Linked DNA regions of Mus musculus: region 2 is linked to region 1. A link is a loop called in an ENCODE intact Hi-C map of the cell type or tissue named here. Cell type or tissue: heart. All regions are shown on one strand. Links, peaks and the distances in the headings refer to the core of each region. The heading gives the core; the rest is flanking DNA. Region 1 holds the start of Sfswap (splicing factor SWAP). Region 2 overlaps Mrps17 (mitochondrial ribosomal protein S17).

Region 1 (8,910 bases), core at 244-8,243:
TGGTCTACAGAGTGAGTTCCAGGACTGCACAGAGAAACCCTATCTCGAAAAAGACGAGAAAAAAAAAGGGCCCTCACTAGTGTCCCAAACGGTGGTGCTGTGGTCACTGCCCACCAGGGACAGGCCTTCCTTCCCCTCACCTCTCTGCTTCGAAGGCTCCTCCTCTTCCGTGGGCTCTGACGGGTCATAATAGTCGCTGCCGTAAGTGAACCCTACGGCACTGTAGTTTCCATCCTCCGCCAGCGCTTCACTCAATCTTTTGTATTCTTCCTCTTGAATAAAAATGAGACTCTTATTAACAAAAATGGAAGTTTACTGAGAAAAACTTCATACACTTCTAGAGTGCAGCTATCAGTGAACCATACAATACACTTTTTCAAATATTTTTCAATTTTTTTTTTTTTTTGAGGAGAAAACGTTTCTGGAAATGACACTTGGTATCTATTGGCACGTAGTTTTTGCCAGTGTGTGTTTACCCACAGATAGAAGAATACACGTCTTTTATGGGAAATTTCTTCCTGCTGAGGAAACTTTGGGATTAAGAACTGTATTAAAGATCACTAAGGCAAAGACAAGAACATCGACTTTAATTCATACAACACTGTTAAAGAAGAACAGTTAAAGAGTTTTGTTTTTTGGTTTTTTGTTTTTGTGTTTTTTCAAATCCCAGTCTGCCCTCAAAAGCTGGGAAAATTCTCTGTGGCTCTACATATAAACTATCCTGAGGTCCTCTCAGAACGCAAAGACTCCTGTTTTTCCAATCCACTGGGTACTGTCAAGATAATATCAGAAAGAGTGAGTATAAAAATGAACGGGAGTAACTTTTTAAATACTTAAAATTTTAAAAAGGTGTGGCTGAAGTAAGTCTTTCTTGAGCAGTACCTTGCCTTGCCTCCTCCTCAAGCAAGTCCGTATGCAAGGCTAAATACCTCTCTTCATCACACAGCGCCTCTACCCGAGCCTCCTCTTCAGACAGCTGGTAGTCTCGGTTCCACGTGGCGTACTCAGCATCGTACGCAGAGAGGTCATGCAGGTGACCACGCCCGTCGTATCTGTAATGTGAACAGGCTGGTCACTGGAGGGAAGTCTACACCCATGCTGGTTGTGTGTGACACTCTATGCACATACTTACCAATTAAACTAATGAAATAAAAATATTAAAACAAATGCAAAGCTTCAGATTTATACTTAATATGCCTAGTCATCTCTCTCCTACTTTTAAACTGGAGTAATCATAACAAAATCTAAGCACCTCTCTACAGCACAACAGAACTTAGAGCTAAAGGCAGACAATCCTTTAGAGCAGAAAACGTACCCCCTTGCTAGCAGTTCTTACCATGTATGCTTTGGTCAACCATTCAATGCCACTTGCAAAAAAAATATCTGTTCTCAGTAGTTAAATATTACAGCTTACATTCACACAGACCGAGTCCATAAATACCTATCCGACAGAACCAAACGGGCGAAATTTCCTCGCTTCTTCCTGCTAGTCCCGAACTCTCAGGAGAGATCTTCACCAAAGAAACTTGCGTCCATTGGAGGTAAAATCTTGGCTAGGCTTGCCCCTAGCCACTTGGCTGAGGAGAGAAGTGCTGGGTTATGTGGTAGAGAGACACACATACAAAGGAACAGTGACATATACATGCAGTTTAAGGAGGTTCACTGCAAACACGGCAAAACCATCGGAAGGCGCAGCATCAGTATGTCCCTTTAACTTTAAGTCCCAGGATGAAGACACATCGTTGCAGACCAATGGGCACTTTACCAACTTAGGAATAAGGAGCACGTTCTGCTATGTTTGAACATAAGACTCAATGGAGATGCTGTCACTGTACAGCTGCCAGACAACAATTTAAATCTCAAATTTAGGTTGCACAGGTGAATTCGGAGTGACAAACCAAAGTTGGCATGATATATTAATGTTGACTTTTGTGATGGAGACCAAATTAAGGAAGGAAAACATACACCACAGGAAAAAGGCCAAAATTTCCTGGGAACCCCAACGGTTTCATTTTATTATCAAAATCTGCTTAACTTTGATGTAAACCTCCTTAACTTACAAATGTATTATTTTCAAATATTACACATATACATGTGTGGTGTTTGCTCCCCACCGGTTTTGGGAGGTCTAACTCATATCATGCACAGAATGATATGGAAACTGCATACGGAGTAGAGGTTTCAGCATTTGCCCAACTTTTGACAGTACACATCCCCACGAGTGCCTGGGAAGCAGCATCACTGGCTATCAACCGAGCGAGGTTCAAAGGCATAGCACCTTCCAGCAGAGTGGACCATCAGATCCAGAGCCGATCTGATAGGCAACACTCCCTTCACAAGTCCTTTCTTCCTAGATCTCTCCCCAAATGGAGACGTAAGGGATCGGAAAGGCCTACTGGTCATTAACCGTGTCCGTTCTGGCCAGCTCACAGGTAATCCCTACAGTCATGCAAGTTCCAAGTCTTTGCAGCATCCAGTTTTACTTGTCTCAAACGATGGGTTTACTTCACTTGGAGAAAACCACGCCACAGCTTAATGGTTGCTCACAGTTAGTCCTGGGCCCAGAAGCAATATCGCCCAACGGAAGGACAAATACCCAAACCCGGGATGGTGGAGAAAGAAAGAGAGATGGAAAAAATGAGGAGAGAGGTGGGGAGCAAAACACCCAATCATGTAATGCCATCCTTTTCAAATCAAACACCATCAGAAATTCACGTTCCCACCCCTTTACCCTCAACTCCAGGCACCCTTCAGTGGGTGTGATTTGAAAAGAACCAACACAAAGGTATAAACCCAGCTCCACCCTTCGGCTTTAGAAAACAGTGAAACCAGCTCTAAGAACGCTACCCCCTAAGAGCAAGGTCCGCACGGGTCGACCGGCTTCCAACAAGACAGCAACTTCACCCACTACCGCGGTTGGGCAAATGGTCGCAATAACCGCGGGGAAGGGCTCGCCCGGACGCCAAAAGTCAAGCCGGCCAGAGACGGTTCAGGCTACCTCACGGGGTTGGGGGGTCCAAAAGAAGCTTCTACCCACGGGCCTCGGCGTGCGGCGCTTCGGAGGAACAAAAGCGCACTCCCGGACTCCCTCCCCGCACAGCCAGCGGAGGGACAGCGGCACCCGCCCCACGGCGCGGGCGGGCGGGCCCCGGACAGCTTCCACCCGCGCTGAGTCGCCAGCGGCAGCCCGGGCTCGAGGGGTTGTGGGAGCAGAGTCGATCCCTCCGGCGACGGGGAGGCGCCAGCTCTGGCCGGAGCCTTAGGGCCGGTTTCACCGTCCCCTCCCCCCGGACGCCGGGGAACGTGGGGGGCAGGGAGGCCCCCCGAGTCCCCGGGCTCCGCAAAACCCCCTTTTTCGGTCCCGGCCATCAAGTCAACATCAGGCGAAATCAAGCGGGCGAGGGAGGGGAGGGTCGACGGGTGGGGGGAGGAACCGACCTGTCGATGAGGATCTTGGGGTCCCCCATCCAGGGGATGAGGTGCTGTCCCTGTTCCTGGGCCAAAGCCCGCTCGTCGTCGCGGAACAACTTGCAGGCATAGCCGAAAACCAGAAGCTCCACCCGGTTGCCCCCAGTGCCGGTGCCGCCCGGCCCGGCCTCCTCCTTCACTCCGCCTTTCCTCTCCGGCTTGGCACGGCCCCCGCCGGCACCGTACATGACAGCGTCCCCGACGTCCGGGACGGTCTGCTGCTGGGCCGAACAACGTCCCCGATGCCTCGCCTGGCCTACCCACTCAGTCACAGGCGCCGCATCCTCTTCGCAACTTCAACACAGCCGCCATAGCGAGCCACAAAATGGAGGAGACGCAACTTCCGGTAGGAAACCCGCTCTTTCCGGAGGTGAGAGTGGTAGATTCGCCACGTCCGCAAGCTGTTTGAGCCGCTAAAAAATTAAGTAGATGTTAGTTTTCGTTGTCCAACTTGATCTTGCGATGGTAAGTTGTGTTTATGGAAAGAAATTTATTTCTGCCATTTTTTGGAGGCCTCCTAGGATGTGACGAAAGCGCGGTTGGTGGCCGCGCGCCAACTTCTACTGTCGTTGGAGGGCGGCCGCCAGGTGTGGAGACAAGTGGGGATCTTGTTGGGAACGCGTCTTTGCCGTCCTAGTGAGACAGTTTGCTCCTTTCTAACAGCCCGATTTTTAGATCACTAGGAAGCCTAGCCCTGGCCGCCTGACTGAGGGCGTTTCCAGGACTTGTGAGCCCTAAATATTCGGAGTGGCGGGCTTTCAGTGGCTACGGGCTTCAGTGGCGGAGAAAGACTCCAGCTAGGAGACAGCGCTACGGGTTGTTTCCTTCTGGGGAGCAGATTCTTTCCCTTTCCCTTTTTAAAATACAGGATGTCACTGTGATCCAAATTAGACTCGAACTCTGACTGTCCTAGCTCAGTTAAGATGCTAGTATTATCGACGTGAGGTCTGCAGGGCTGCAGTTTTTTCTGGTGTCTGACCCAGATGCTTGATTTTCTTTTTCCCCCTTTCAGTTCTGAACATGGACCCAGGGCCTCACCATTGCTAGGTAAAACACTATCATTGAGTTATATCATTGCTAGGTAAAACACTATCATTGAGTTATATCTGCAGCCCTTTTTGTTTTAGTTTCAAGATAGGGTCTTGCTTAGTGCCCCGGGGTGACATTTAACTTTAATTTTTTTTTTAATTTTTACTTATTTTGTGTGTATATGTGTAGGCGACTCGAGTTAGATCAAGTCCGACTGGATGGAAGGAGAGAAGAACTTCTCAGCCACGGACACCCCCCTCCCTCCCCAAATAACTTAGGTTTTTAAAAAGTGGATAGTGATTTAGAAAAACAACTGATGTTGACCTCTGGCCTCCATATGCATTTGTGTACACACGTGCACACACACATACAGACATGTACATAGTACACCAGAACGAATACTAAGTAAAATAGTTATGATGTGGAGAAGGTTGCTTTGCAGAAATGTTTGTGTCTACTTTTGAAACAGTTGGGAAAAAAAAAAAAGAAACGGTTGGAATTTTTGTCTTAACCTCAAGCCAAAATTCATTTAATGATTTTTTTTTAATGTAAAGTAACTCAGCGCACACACACACACACCAGCAGAGATGTCTCAGTTGATAAGTGCTTGCCTTACGCACATGAGCACCTGAGTTTGATTGCCAGAACCCATGCAAAAAGTACTGGGTGTGATGGCGATTGCTTATAATCCTTGTGCTCTAGAAGTAGAGACAGGTTGAGGTGTTGGGTTCCATGGCCATCTAACCTGCTTTACTTGGTGAGTTCTAGGCCAGTGAAAGGCCCTATATTACACTAGATGTACTTGAGATGGCACTTGAGAAATGACATCCAGTGTTGTTCTCTGACCCCCATACAGGCTATTTGAATTTCATCTAAGTCTTCCCTAAGAACCCAATGCCCTTTTACACTATAAGTCAGTGACTTATGATCCCCTAGGTAAAGACCTGCAGGCTGCCTTTTGGGACCACATACATCTGTGATATAGCTGGTGCATACACTGTTACTTCTTGCCCCAGGCGGCTTGCTCTCTGGTCCTTTTTTTAAATTTTTTTCGAGACAGGGTTTCTCTGTGTAGCCCTGGCTGTCCTTGAGTTTATTCTGTAGACCAGGCTGGCCTCGAACTCAGAAATCCGCCTGCCTCTGCCTCCCAAGTGCTAGGATCAAAGGCGTGCGCCACTACTGCCTGGCTTGCTCTCTGGCTGACTGGCTCACAATGCGATCTAGGCTTGTGTTGTCCTGTGGGCTTTATTTGTGGAAAATAAATTTGCTTTCTTGTAGCTTGTTGCATGAGTGTTTTCTGCTTCACCCGTTTGAGACATACTGCTAGCTAGCACACACAGAATGAACCCCACTTTGAGCTGTTGTGGCCTCTGTGGCTTCTGTGTTTGGAAGCCACCACTGGCAAGCCCTCCTGGATCGAGTCCCACAATTTATGTTGTGTTCTCTGAGTTTATTTATTTATTTATTTATTTGTTTATTTGAACAGGGGAAAGTTACAAACTAATATAGAAATCTCAACAGAAACTGCCCTGTTTTTATCTTCCGGGACCCTGGAAGCCACCACTGGCAAGCCCTCCTGGATCAAGTCCCACAATTTATGTTGTGTTCTCTGAGTTTATTTATTTATTTGGACAGGGGAAAGTTACAAGCTAATATAGAAATCTCAACAGAAACTGCCCTGTTTATGTTGTGTTCTCTGAGTTTGTTTGTTTGTTTGTTTGTTCATTTGGACAGGGGAAAGTTACAAGCTAATATAGAAATCTCAACAGAAACTGCCCTGTTTTTATCTTCCGGGATCCTGGCTGGCTTTATCAGAAAACCTCTAGTATGTAAAATTACCAAGAAGACCTGGACTCATAGATTAGTCTTGATCCAAGGAGGTTGGAACTCTGTCTAGTGGTACACATAGTTGATGTGTACATAAGAACTACAAGTTCCATGGGCAAACTGCAGCTTCGAAGCTTTTTTTTTTTTTCGAGACAGAATCTCATGTAGCCCAGGCTGGCCTCAAACTTGCTATGTAGCCAAGGATTACCTTGAACTTCCGATCTTCCTGCATCTACTTCCTGAGTGCTGCTATTATAGGAGTGCGCCTGGTTATACGGTTCTGTGGATGGAACCCAGAGCCTCATATGTCCTAGGCAGGCACTTTACAAATGGAACTGTATCCCTAGCCCTATACTTGGGTTTAACACCAACTTGAGAGGCACCCAGATTAAACAACGCCCTTAGAGCTTGCTAAGGCTGCTTCTCTCCGGAATGTGCCACCTGTCACCTATTTCAAAGGAAGCTTGGTATATACATAGGTGACCTTCTGACATCAAAAAGTACAGATGCAGTGAAGCATGTCAATGCTTCTAAACCTTCCTATCACTTGGATCCTTTAATACAGTTCCTCATGTTGTGGTGACCCCCCAACCATGTAATTATTTTTTGTTGCTACTTCATACCTGTAATCTTGCTACTGTTAAGAATCGTAATAGAATTATCTGTTTTTTCTGATGGTCTTAGGCAACCCTTGTGAAAGGGTCATTCGACCCCTCCAAAGGGATCTTGACCTATGGTGTTGGGGCAGGGAGCTCTAACCCAGAGTTTTGTGCATGCTAGTCGAGCACTTCAGTTAAGTCCCAACATCCTGTTTTGCTGTTTGGTTGAGATGGAGGTCTCGACGAAAATAGCCTAGGGTGACCTTGATCTTCCCGCCCCAGCCTTCAGAAACCTGCATCACCACAAACGCCCACCATCTTAAATAAAATAACCACCTTAAAATAAAAGTGCCTTGGTTGCAGTGTGTCCCAGGCTTCGCTTCCTCAGCGTGGCATTTTGACAGCTCAGTTTAGAGATGAATGAAATGGAACCCAGCCAGAGGCAGTGGCTGTTCACTGGCTGGCAAAGGAGAATTTTATTTCTGAGGTAAAGACAGGAGCTTATCTCAAATCTTCACAATTAATTTCGCCTCCCTCCTGCCTTTCCCTCACTTTTCTGAGAGCTCTAAGCCTCAGGGAAAGAATAATAACAACAACAATTTTTAGGTCCTAACAACTATGTTTAAATTTCCTTCCTTCTCCTTATCCCCAGTGAGTGTAAGGGGGCCTCGGAGTCAGCACAGAGCACATCCAGACACCAGATTCTCAGCACAACAGACATTTATTACTCTGGAGGGGCAATCGTGTCTTCGGGGTGGGGATGAGATGGAGGTTGCCTTTGGGTCAGACAAGACAGCAACGAGTGTTTCTGCAGGCATGGTTTTCAAAAGGAGAGAGAGAGAAAGAGAAGTCTGTGTTAGCATGGTAAATCCTGATTGAACATGTTATCCAGTGTAGTCAAATAATGAATTTTGATTGCAGCAGGACCTTGGTGGTTTAGTCAAGCATGGGGAAATGGCCAAATAAAAGAACAGACCTTGGTGGCTAGCTCCAGAAATGTAATCTAATGCTTTAGCAGGGGAGAAGGAAGGTGGGTGGGCAAGACCTACAGGTGCAGCCACGTTTGCCGTTCAGACCTGTTAGAGAGCCCTTCCACCAATGCTGTTCCTTAAGTTCAGGAGCCGCTGACGGGGAGGGGCTGGTAGAAAGGTAAGTCTGTGCTCAGCTCACTTTCTCCATTTTATGAAGTCCGGGACCCCAGCCCGTGGGGATAGTGCCACCCACAGACAGGGAAGCTGGGGTTTCTCACTTCAGTTATCCAGGCATTCATAGAGGCTTGTCTTCCAGGCCACTAAAGAGCCTACCAAGTTGTCCGTCAGTATTAAGTATCACCCACCCACTCCATCTTTGGGCCACTGGCAGGAAGTTTAGGTTTAAATCGAAGGGAAGAAGAATGCACAATTAAGCAGTCCTAGCTGGGTGGTGGCAGCACACACCTTTAATCCAGAACTCTGAGGCAATCCGATCTCTGTGAGTTCAAGGCCAGCTTGGTCTGTAAGTTCCAGGACAGCCAGAGCTACACAAAGAAACCGTCTCCAAAAACTAAAAACAAACACTAAAATAAAATGAAATTAAAAAAAAACAAAAAAACAAAAAAACTACTTGGCTTCAGTCTGACCTGCAAGATGGTCTGCTGAGTTATTGGAACTTCGTGAAATCTCAGCCTTCCTCCTTCCTTATCTAAATTATTATTATTATTATTATTATTATTTTGAGAATCTAACCAACAAGAGTAGGAAGCTCATTCACAGTCAAAACACATCTTAACATCCTTTCATCCTACCTATAAGAAGAGTTTCCTTGATTCTTTTTTTGCTTTTTTTTTTTCCCCAGACAGGGTTTCTCTGTGTAGCCCTGGCTGTCCTGGAACTCACTCTGTAGACCAGGCTGGTCTCAAACTCAGAAATCCACGTGCCTCTGCCTCCCAAGTGCTGGGATTAAAGGCGTGCACCACCACTGCCTGGTTCCTTGGCTCTTTTGACTTGTT
Region 2 (8,910 bases), core at 629-8,628, 220 kb before region 1:
GTGCATGTGGGGAATCCAGAGTCTGATTTTATGGTTGAGGGCCACCACAAACATGAGGAAACGTGTTAAAGTTTTAGCAGCATCAGGAAAGTCGAGAACCACTGGTATAGGGGGAAGTGTATTCTGTAAGGATAATAAAAGAGCTATGGATATAAGCATAAACTTCAGCAAGATAAGAGTAGGCAAAAGCAGAACTAGATCCCGAGGAATCAGAGAAATAGGGAGCAGCCTGGGCCTCAGTTACATGCAGAGGCCAAGAGAAGGATACTCTCCAATTGGTGGCTGCCTTCCTGGTTCTGAGTTAGAAGACGGATGGGAGCTGTAATCTTGAAGCTCAGGAGTTGTGGTTTTCTTTATCTTTTAAATTTTTCTCTTCCTAGTCTATGTGCATCATCAGTGTTTTGCCTGCATGTATGTCTGTGTGAGAGTGTGGGTGGAGCCCCTGGCAATTGGAGTTGCAGGAGGTTGTGAGCTGCCATGTGGGTGCTAGGAATTGAACCCCAGGTCCTCCGGGAAGAGCAGCCAGTGCTCTTAATCGCTGAGCCATCTTTCCAGCCCCATGGGTACAGTTTTTCTAACAAGAATTTGGACAAATGACAGGGTCTGGTCTTGTGGGTGGTGGAGGAGCGGTTCAGACTGGGAGAGGCACTCCTTTGAATGTGAATGAGGCTGAGAGCGGTCCATAAAACTGTAGACCCAACTGTGGGAGGCAGATATGTGACTTGCTGCGGGCAGGGCCTCTTCAAGCGTCGGTGAGCCCTGCCTTTTTTATACAGATCCTTCATTTCTCAACTTAGCTGAGACAGGGTCTTTATGTGGCGCCCAGTCCGGCCTCAAACTGATGGTAATCTGTTTACCGCTCTTGAGTCGGGGTTGAACCTGGGAGAATGGAGCCTAAAAACGAGGCGGACTAAAGTCTCAAGCAATAGCGTTTATTCAGAGCATCAGACGATTTATACTCTGAGGGTATAGAAGAACCACAGGAGTTAGGTGTGTAATCATAAGGACAAGCCACACGTGGCAAAAAAATAATAAAAGCAGCAAGCAGTAATGAGTGATCTGGAGTGAACTCACTGCGATTCGCTACACCTGGGAGGGGTGTGAAGCACAGTCTATGAACAAGTTTTGTGTTTTGAAGAAACTGAGGTTACAAGACTCATTTGGAGTTTCTCACAAGCATTCAGAGTTCCCCTCATGCGACTCCATCCTTGGGTCCTGCCTGTTCTGACAGGAATCCTTTTGTAATCTCAGGGTAAACTCCTGGGTTGAGATTACTTGCAGAGCCGTCATAAGCTGTTTAGTTATTGGACCTCATTATTCAGACCAGGATGGCCTCAAACTCTCAATGCTCCTGCCTCTGTCTCTGCGGTGCAGGGATCATAGGTATGCAGTATTGCACTTGACTCAACTTTATAGGTTAGGAGTTTCAACTCTCTCTTGGAATGCAAACTTGGCGTTTATGCATTTCTTTGATGACTCTGCTTTTGTGCTCCTTAGCATTAGGCCATATTTTTCCTGTATTCCCCACCCCCAAACCCATTGCCATTTGGCTCTAAAGTTTCATTAGTTCTTTAGTCCAGTGCTCTCCTCCCTTCCTAAGTACTGGTGACTGTACTTAGGGCCTTGAATATGTTAGGCATGTGTTCTATTAATGAGCTTGCATCTTCAATCTATTTTTGAAATAGGTTCTACCAAGTTGCCTGGGCTTGCTGTGCTCAGCACTTAGCCTCCTGAGTGCTATATTATAAGTGTATGCCATGGGCTGGAGAGATGGCTCAGGGGTTAAGAGCACTGACTGCTCTTCTGAAGATCCTGAGTTCAAATCCCAGCACCCACATGATGGCTCACAACTATTTGCAATGAGATCTGATGCCCTCTTCTGGCTTGTCTGAAGACAGCTACAGTGAGTGTATTTAGATATAATAATAAATTAATTGATTAAAAAAATAAGTGTAGGGGGCTGGAGAGATGGCTCAGTGGTTAAGAGCACTGACTGCTCTTCTGAAGGTCCTGAGTTCAAAACCCAGCAACCACATGGTGGCTCACAACCATCTGCAATGTGATCTGACGCTCTTGTCTGGTGTGTCTGAAGACAACTACAGTGTACTCATATACATAAAATAAATAAATTTAAAAAAAAATAAGTGTATGCCACTACCCAAGTGGCTTTAGGCCCTGCCATGGATCACCCCACTCAGGTATGGGGGGGGGGGTCCCTGGAATGAGGGTTCTTGAAGCTAGGTGGGTAAGGATTTGGTGGTGACAAACAGAAACAAACACAGAGGCAGTTTGAATCTGAGTGTATTCTGCAGCTCTCAAGCAGGGGATTTTATACATTAAAAAAACAAACATTATATCTCTTAGAAAGTATATATCCAGTGAAACAATCACAGAAACCAACAAAAATCATTTGGCACAGTAAAGCACAAAAAATCATCCAAGCATTACAACTCTGAAACTATGTGTTCAGTGGATCACAACAGAACAGATAACATCATTATTAATGTAAATCATCAAAATATAACAATTCTAAAAGGATGTATACAGTGGGGGCTGTCGTCCAAGGCTAGTGACATATTTCCAGGAGCAGGTTAATAAATCTTTAATGGTCAGTGCTCTTAACCACTGAACTAACTTTCCAGCCCCATGGTCAATTATTATTTAACATCTAGTGCCTGATTTTTTATAATCTTCAATGTATAAATTTAAACTATTTTAAATCTTTCTAATTAAGGCTTTCTTTACCATATACCAAAATCCACCTCTGATGACACACAAGTAGCCATATGAAATTTTATTGTTGGGAAAGTTTTTATCATACAAGTTTTGTAAATGATTTAGAAAGTAAAGTGTTGGTTTCCCTGGGGATAAGGTCATGTTAGTGACCCCCATCTTAGGCTACCAGGAATGTGTAAATAAGAAAAGAATAAGAGAAAACAAAACAGATAGACTGCCATGAGAACTACGGCTCAATATATTTTCTCCATTAAAGAGTTCCACAGCCAATTCCAGGAGGTCAATCGCCTCAGTCTGTGGAATTTGTCACACAGATCCTACTGGAGGTGGTGTGGCAAGGCCCTAGTGGTTCTCAACCTGTGGGGGTCAGGATGCCATTGCAGTTGGTCCAATGATCTTTTCAAAGAGGTTTCCAAAGACAACTATCGAAGATGAAGCTAGGTTTAAGAACTGAGACAGGACTCCTCTATCCTCTTCAGGTGGGCTGCCACAGGCAGACACACCCACATACGTGTATTTAGAACTGTATTAAAGAGTCACAGTATTAGAAAGATTGAGAATCACTATGTAGCCTTGGCTGGCCTGGAACTCAACAATGTAGACCAGGCTGGCCTCTGCACTTTGCCTGAGTGCTGCGATTAAAGGGGTACACTACCAGACCCATATCCTGATGCCTGGTTTTTAAAAAAGTTAAATTTATAAATTACATTTATTATTTATTATTATGGTATTTTCTTATACCATGTGTGTCCCAGGAACTTAGATGCACTTGGACTGTCAGGCTTGGTGGCAAGGTTGCTGGCTTACAGGTGAGCACCATCATGTTCTCCTTGGAGTCTTGTGCTTGCCAGGCAAGTACTCTACCACTGAACTGTAGCTCAAGCCCAAGAAACTTTAATGAAAACGATGCATCAGCATGCACATCAATTGGTCAAGTATCTTATAGACGCTTGGAGATGGAGACCTGAGATGTGCTGAGAGGATCACATAGACCCCACTGCCAGAGACCCAGATGCTCTAAAACGGGCTTTCAGCCCATGGGGCTCAAAGGTCTGTAGGAACTGATACACCATTCCTCTATCGTCTCCAGGCGGGTCTGCAGAGATGCCCACCTGGAACTGTGTTAAAGGGTTGCAGCTTTAGGAACCACTGGTCTAAAAGGCTTCCCTTCCCATGACCTATCCTGGCACCAAGTCAAGAGTTTCCCTTAGTAACATAAGCTATCCCACCTCTCTGTACAAGGTGTTTATGTTTTAGGATCAGGCTTTTGTTTTCCCCCTCCCCACCCCCAACAGGGTTTTTCTATGTAGTCCTTGATGTCCTGGAACTTGTTCTATAGACCAGGCTGGCCTCAAACCCAGAGATCTACCTGCCTACTTTGCCTCCTGAGTACCGGGATTAAAGGTGTGTGCCACCACTGCCCAGGCCTGGGATCAGTCTTTAAAAGCCAGTTTCCCGGCCCTGCATCTTACTCCATGCAGCTCTTCATACTGGTGCTGCTTACCTTTACCCTCATTTTCTCTGATAACCTTTTAAAAAAATTCATTATCCTATTTCTCTAATATCTACCTATGTTCAAACTGCCCTAGCAATTCTCTTCTGCTTTAAAAATTCCTGGTTATGCTTTGTTTAAAAAAAAAAAGATTTTTATTTATGCATGAGAGCTTTGCTGGCATGTCTCATGTCTGTGTACTACATGCATGCAGTGCTCACTGAGAACAGAAGGCGGCGCCATATCTGGAATTGGAGTTAACAGTTAACTGCCATGCGATGTGGGTGCTGAGGACTGAACCTGGGTCCTTTGCAAAAGCAGCCAGTGTTCCTGTTAAGGCCTAGGTAGCAGTTACTTGGCTAGCCTGCCATTAGTTTTTTATTAAAAAAAGGAAGAAGAAAAAACCTATTTATGTACACTGTAGCTGTTTTCAGACACACCAGAAGAGGGCATCAGATCCTATTACAGATGGTTGTGAGCCACCATGTGGTTGCTGGGAATTGAATTCACGACCTCTGGAAGAACAAGCAGTCAGTGCTCTTGACCGCTGAGCCATCTCTCCAGCCCTAGCCTGCCTGCTGTCATGACTTTCTCAAATGGTTTTGCTGTTATTAGGAACCTTTCTAACACCGAGATTGATTACATATTCTGTTGTGTTCTGGGCCCTTGGGAACCAATCAGGATAGAAGTCAGTAGAACTGTTTTGCATAGTTACCCACAATAAGCTTGGACTCAGACCAACCACCCAGCAGCACCCCCTGCACCTGTCTATACACTTTTATAGTATTTGCTTTTGTAAGCTGCCCCTGGGATGGACCCCAAGACAAGAGACATCTGTACCAATATAAGGAATGATTTGGACTAAAACTTCCATTTTGAGTAGTGGTCAAGTAAAATTTAAGTTCCCAGAACCTCCCTGGGAACTGACATCTTACTTGGCAGAAAGAGCCATGTAAGTGGGTAACTGACACCCTGGATGGCAAGTTAAGTCAGGACTGTTAGACAAGTCCCATCCTGGTAGACAGGTTAGACCATGAATATTAAACAAGGCAAGTCTCCTGCCACAGTTGAATACCTCAACCAATGGAAACAGAAGTGTACAACAAAGACGTATTCCTAAGGAAATGCCCTATTACTAAATCCTGATTGGTAAAATAACTTGGCTGTTGATTTTGGGCTTAAAAATCCTGTAGGCTCTTACCATGGGGTCATGGTTCAGTTCCTGAAGTCCTGGGGTATATGCTCAATAAACTCTCCCTGTGTGACTGAGATTGGTGTTCGTGTAGTTTGCGAGGTAATTCTGGACTCCAAGAGCTCTTAACTACTGGGCCATCTCTCCAGTTTCACCGGCCATGTTATTTAGGACTTCACACTTTCCTGTTTGAACTGCCTTCTCCATACCCATCATTCCTGAGTCTGCAGAGAGGCCCTGAGGTCCTCCCTCCCTCCCTCCCTCCCTCCCTCAGGAAGTTATCTGGTCTCTCCATGGGTCCTATCTGTCCTAAGGGCACCTATGGGTCCCTCTCCACTTTGGGAGCCTGATGATCATCACTGGTATCGTCTAGTAAACTAGGCCTTGTGAGATACACTTACTAATCCCAGCTGCCTAGTGCTTGAGATAGGACTATAAATCCAAGTCTCCTTCTAGGAGTCAGAAAACTGAAATATATAGGCCAAAGTTTCTACAGTAAGAGTCTTTACAGCATTTAAAACATTTCTCCTTGCAAGTTGGTGAAATAAGGGGGAAAAAATTTAAATTTACTAGTCAGCAGTGGTGGCACACACCTTAAATCCCAGTACTTCAGAGGCAGAGGCTAGGCCTTTGATATGGAGGCCGGCCTGGTCTACAGAGCAAGTTCCAGGACAGTCAAGGCTACACAGAGAAACCTTGTCTCCCAAAACACAACAAAACAGGCCAATTTACTTTGAATATGAATCATTAAAACTCAGTGTCAATAGGATGGCTCAGTGGGTACAGGTGTGTTACTGGGAACCACGTAAGAGTGAAAGGAGACCGGACTCCACAAAGCTGTCCTCTGGCTGCCACAGTGTGTGTGTGGTGGCACAGGTGTGCCCACACAGGCATTGTGGACACACACACAATAAATTTTGAAAAATCAAGCTGCCAAAACTAAGTTTAGCCTTTTATGTCATTATCAAAAGGTTTTCTTCTTTCAAAACAAAGGTGCTCAGTCCAAGATTTCTTTGGGGGAGGCAATGAACAATGAGACAATACATACGATCCAGGACAGAGAGCTCACAAAATGATGCCGCATCCTTAGGCATACAGAGTAATCAGTACCTTCAGTTCAGAGAATCTGAAAAAGGATGCAACCCTGTATGGAGCACTAAGCTCTTTACTTTGCTGACTACTTTTAATGTCACAGGAGAAACAGTAATGAAAACCATTGAGCAAAACACACAGACAGAAATGCCTCTGGCTCCTCCTTTCCTGGGTTCAGGAGACCTTGAGCTCCTCCCGAGGTTCGCTGAGGGGGCTCTCTAGGTAGGCAGTTCCTGCACAGGGCTTTCCGGTGACGGGGTCGATAACTCGGCCGACTTTGAAGATGATCTCAGCCAGTTCGTGCTTCACATGCTTCGATCGTGGGACGGGCAAAGCTCTGAGGAGCACGATGTCCCCGACGCTGCACTGCTGAAGGGCATCGTGAGCAAAGTAGGTTTTCCGTTTATTAAAGTACTGTGGAGGGAAGGAGAGTGGCAGATCAGTAACTCCCATCTGGGATCTGTGATGCAAAAAGAACACACACACACACACACACACACACACACACACACAGAAAAACAACTCCGGGAAGCTGCCCCTCTCCCTATTCATCTCACAAACCACAGCTCCATCCCTTCTTGCCCAGGTCTGCCTTGCCCACGCCACTCCCACTGCTGTCACTCTAGTTCAGCTCTTTATTGTTTCTACTCCACGGTTTTGCAGGATCCCCTGCCTCACTCCTTAAGCTGGTCCTTATGGATTCCTAGGTATAGTGGTGCAGACCGACGGCAGAGGCAGGTGGATCTCTGTGGGTTCAAAGCCAGTCTGGTCTACATATTGAGTTCCAGGACAGCCAGGGCTACATAGAGTGACCCTGTCCCCAAACAAAACAGAGCAACAAAGCAACTGTCCTTGATTCCTTAAAACCACTTGCTGTTTCTGCAGGAGGCCATGCCCTATCACAGCTGTATTCATCAATGGTGGAAAGACTCTTGCTACCCGGTCAAGGAATAAAATTGTACTGGAGGGTCGGCTCAAATGTCTCTTTACTGGGATGACTTATGGCAACCTGGGAAGAAGGGGTTAAGAGTTTATCCTGTTCCCGTGCTGTTCTGCCTAGCTAGTCACTACAGGAAACCTGAGAATGACGTGTGTGCTCCTGAAAGCCTCCTATGAACCCGGTTACACCTACAGGTCAGCAGTGGGTATAGCAGATTGCTGCAGATGCTCAACTTATCTTTTATGGACAGGGAAATGCTTTTCCGCTCAGACCCTAAAGCAGTGGTCCTCAGCCTTCCTAACGCTGCGACCCTTTAATACAGTTCCTCATGCTGTGGTGACCCCCGACCATAACATGATTTCCATTGCTACCTCGTAGCCATAATTATGCTACTGTTATGAATCATAATGTAAACATCTGGCATGTGACTCCCAAATGCGTCGCGACCCACAGGCTGAGAACAGCTGCAGTGGAATGTTGGTAACTTTATCGATGGCATTTTAAAACAAGTGTTGGTCCTCACCTTCAGTAAGTAGGGATCCAAAACAAGTCTGGTCGCTCTTACTTTAGCCGTTTTTATCATGGCTGTACCAATCACCTTCCCCACAACCCATTTGGCGTGGACGGATGAACGGACTATTGACATTATGTGTCTGTAAGCACCTAAAATAAAACAAGAAAATACCCTCAAAGCTTAACATTGTTAAGACACAGTCTTGCCCCCTTTCCCCTATCCATTAACAAACCAATGGCTTTGTTTCATTTTTTTGAAGTTTACCTTTCTCCACGGTAGCCCAGGCTTGCCTTAAATTGGGAGATGTTTCTACATTAGCCTCCCATGAGTTGGGCTAGAGCGATACCTAAGCAGCTAAGCACTGGTTGCTCTTCCAGAGGACCTGGGTGCAGTTTCCAGCACCCTTATGGTGGCTCAAAACCTCTGTAGCACCCGTTACAGGGGATCCTCTGAAATTATACACAGGCTGGTGCCACAATACCCCATTTAAACTAGCCTTCAGATGGTTAGAGCTTATCAAGTGAATTTTGTCAGGAGCAATGCCTGTGTCCAGTAGTCATTTTTTCTACTTTTCTGAAACAGCCAGGCCAGAGGTCCTTAAAGGTCTTATCTTTATAATAGTTACAAAGTAGAAAATGGATCTAACCCTCATATTCCCTATACAGAAAAGTTAGGAATAACATGGCCTGCTCACAAGTGTTTCGAGGAACTATTAGTGTGTAAGCACACAAGTAAACTGGTCACACTGGAGTCCCTCTATCCAAATGAGGAAGGATACAGTGGGAAAATAAGCAGTTAAGAGACCAGCTAACTTAATCATTCGGAAAAATTCCCCTGCTACTGATCACAGAAGCTCTACAGAGCAAAGCTCTTCTACCTACAGGTACCTACGAGCTCACTAGAAGACAAGTCACCTTATTTACTCTTTACCCACTATTATTTGT

What was found. Peaks named below come from ENCODE experiments on the same cell type or tissue, not always from the same donor. Only the 100,000 strongest peaks of a DNase experiment are listed, where the experiment ranks them.
Region 2: a loop joins it to region 1, with 2.5 times the contacts of the local background. A loop is called at or near these places in 3 of 42 quality-filtered maps.

What each region holds. Positions count from the first base shown.
Region 1 is chr5:129,496,125-129,505,034 of GRCm38, reverse strand. It overlaps Sfswap (splicing factor SWAP), which reads right to left and starts at 3,804. Exons shown (of 18, transcript NM_172276.3): 1 at 3,439-3,804; 2 at 883-1,052; 3 at 141-272. The coding sequence starts at 3,656. It overlaps Gm34468 (a long non-coding RNA gene), which reads right to left. Exons shown (of 3, transcript XR_377099.3): 3 at 7,618-7,731. Gm40332 (a long non-coding RNA gene) reads left to right here and starts at 3,809. Exons shown (of 3, transcript XR_868547.2): 1 at 3,809-3,933; 2 at 4,481-4,515; 3 at 4,687-4,785. In heart, for the core only: CTCF peaks have their summits at 3,837 and 4,037; DNase peaks (open chromatin) are centred at 3,794 and 4,034; H3K4me3 peaks cover 2,701 bases; H3K27ac peaks cover 1,974 bases; H3K27me3 peaks cover 1,432 bases.
Region 2 is chr5:129,715,932-129,724,841 of GRCm38, reverse strand. It overlaps Mrps17 (mitochondrial ribosomal protein S17), which reads right to left. Exons shown (of 4, transcript NM_001356959.1): 3 at 7,976-8,115; 4 at 6,148-6,926. The coding sequence starts at 8,098. The coding sequence ends at 6,687. Among named protein-coding and RNA genes, the nearest start is that of Nipsnap2, 4.7 kb to the left of the region's middle. In heart, for the core only: CTCF peaks have their summits at 4,455 (motif pointing right) and 7,644; no DNase peak of the experiment used is centred there; H3K4me3 peaks cover 383 bases.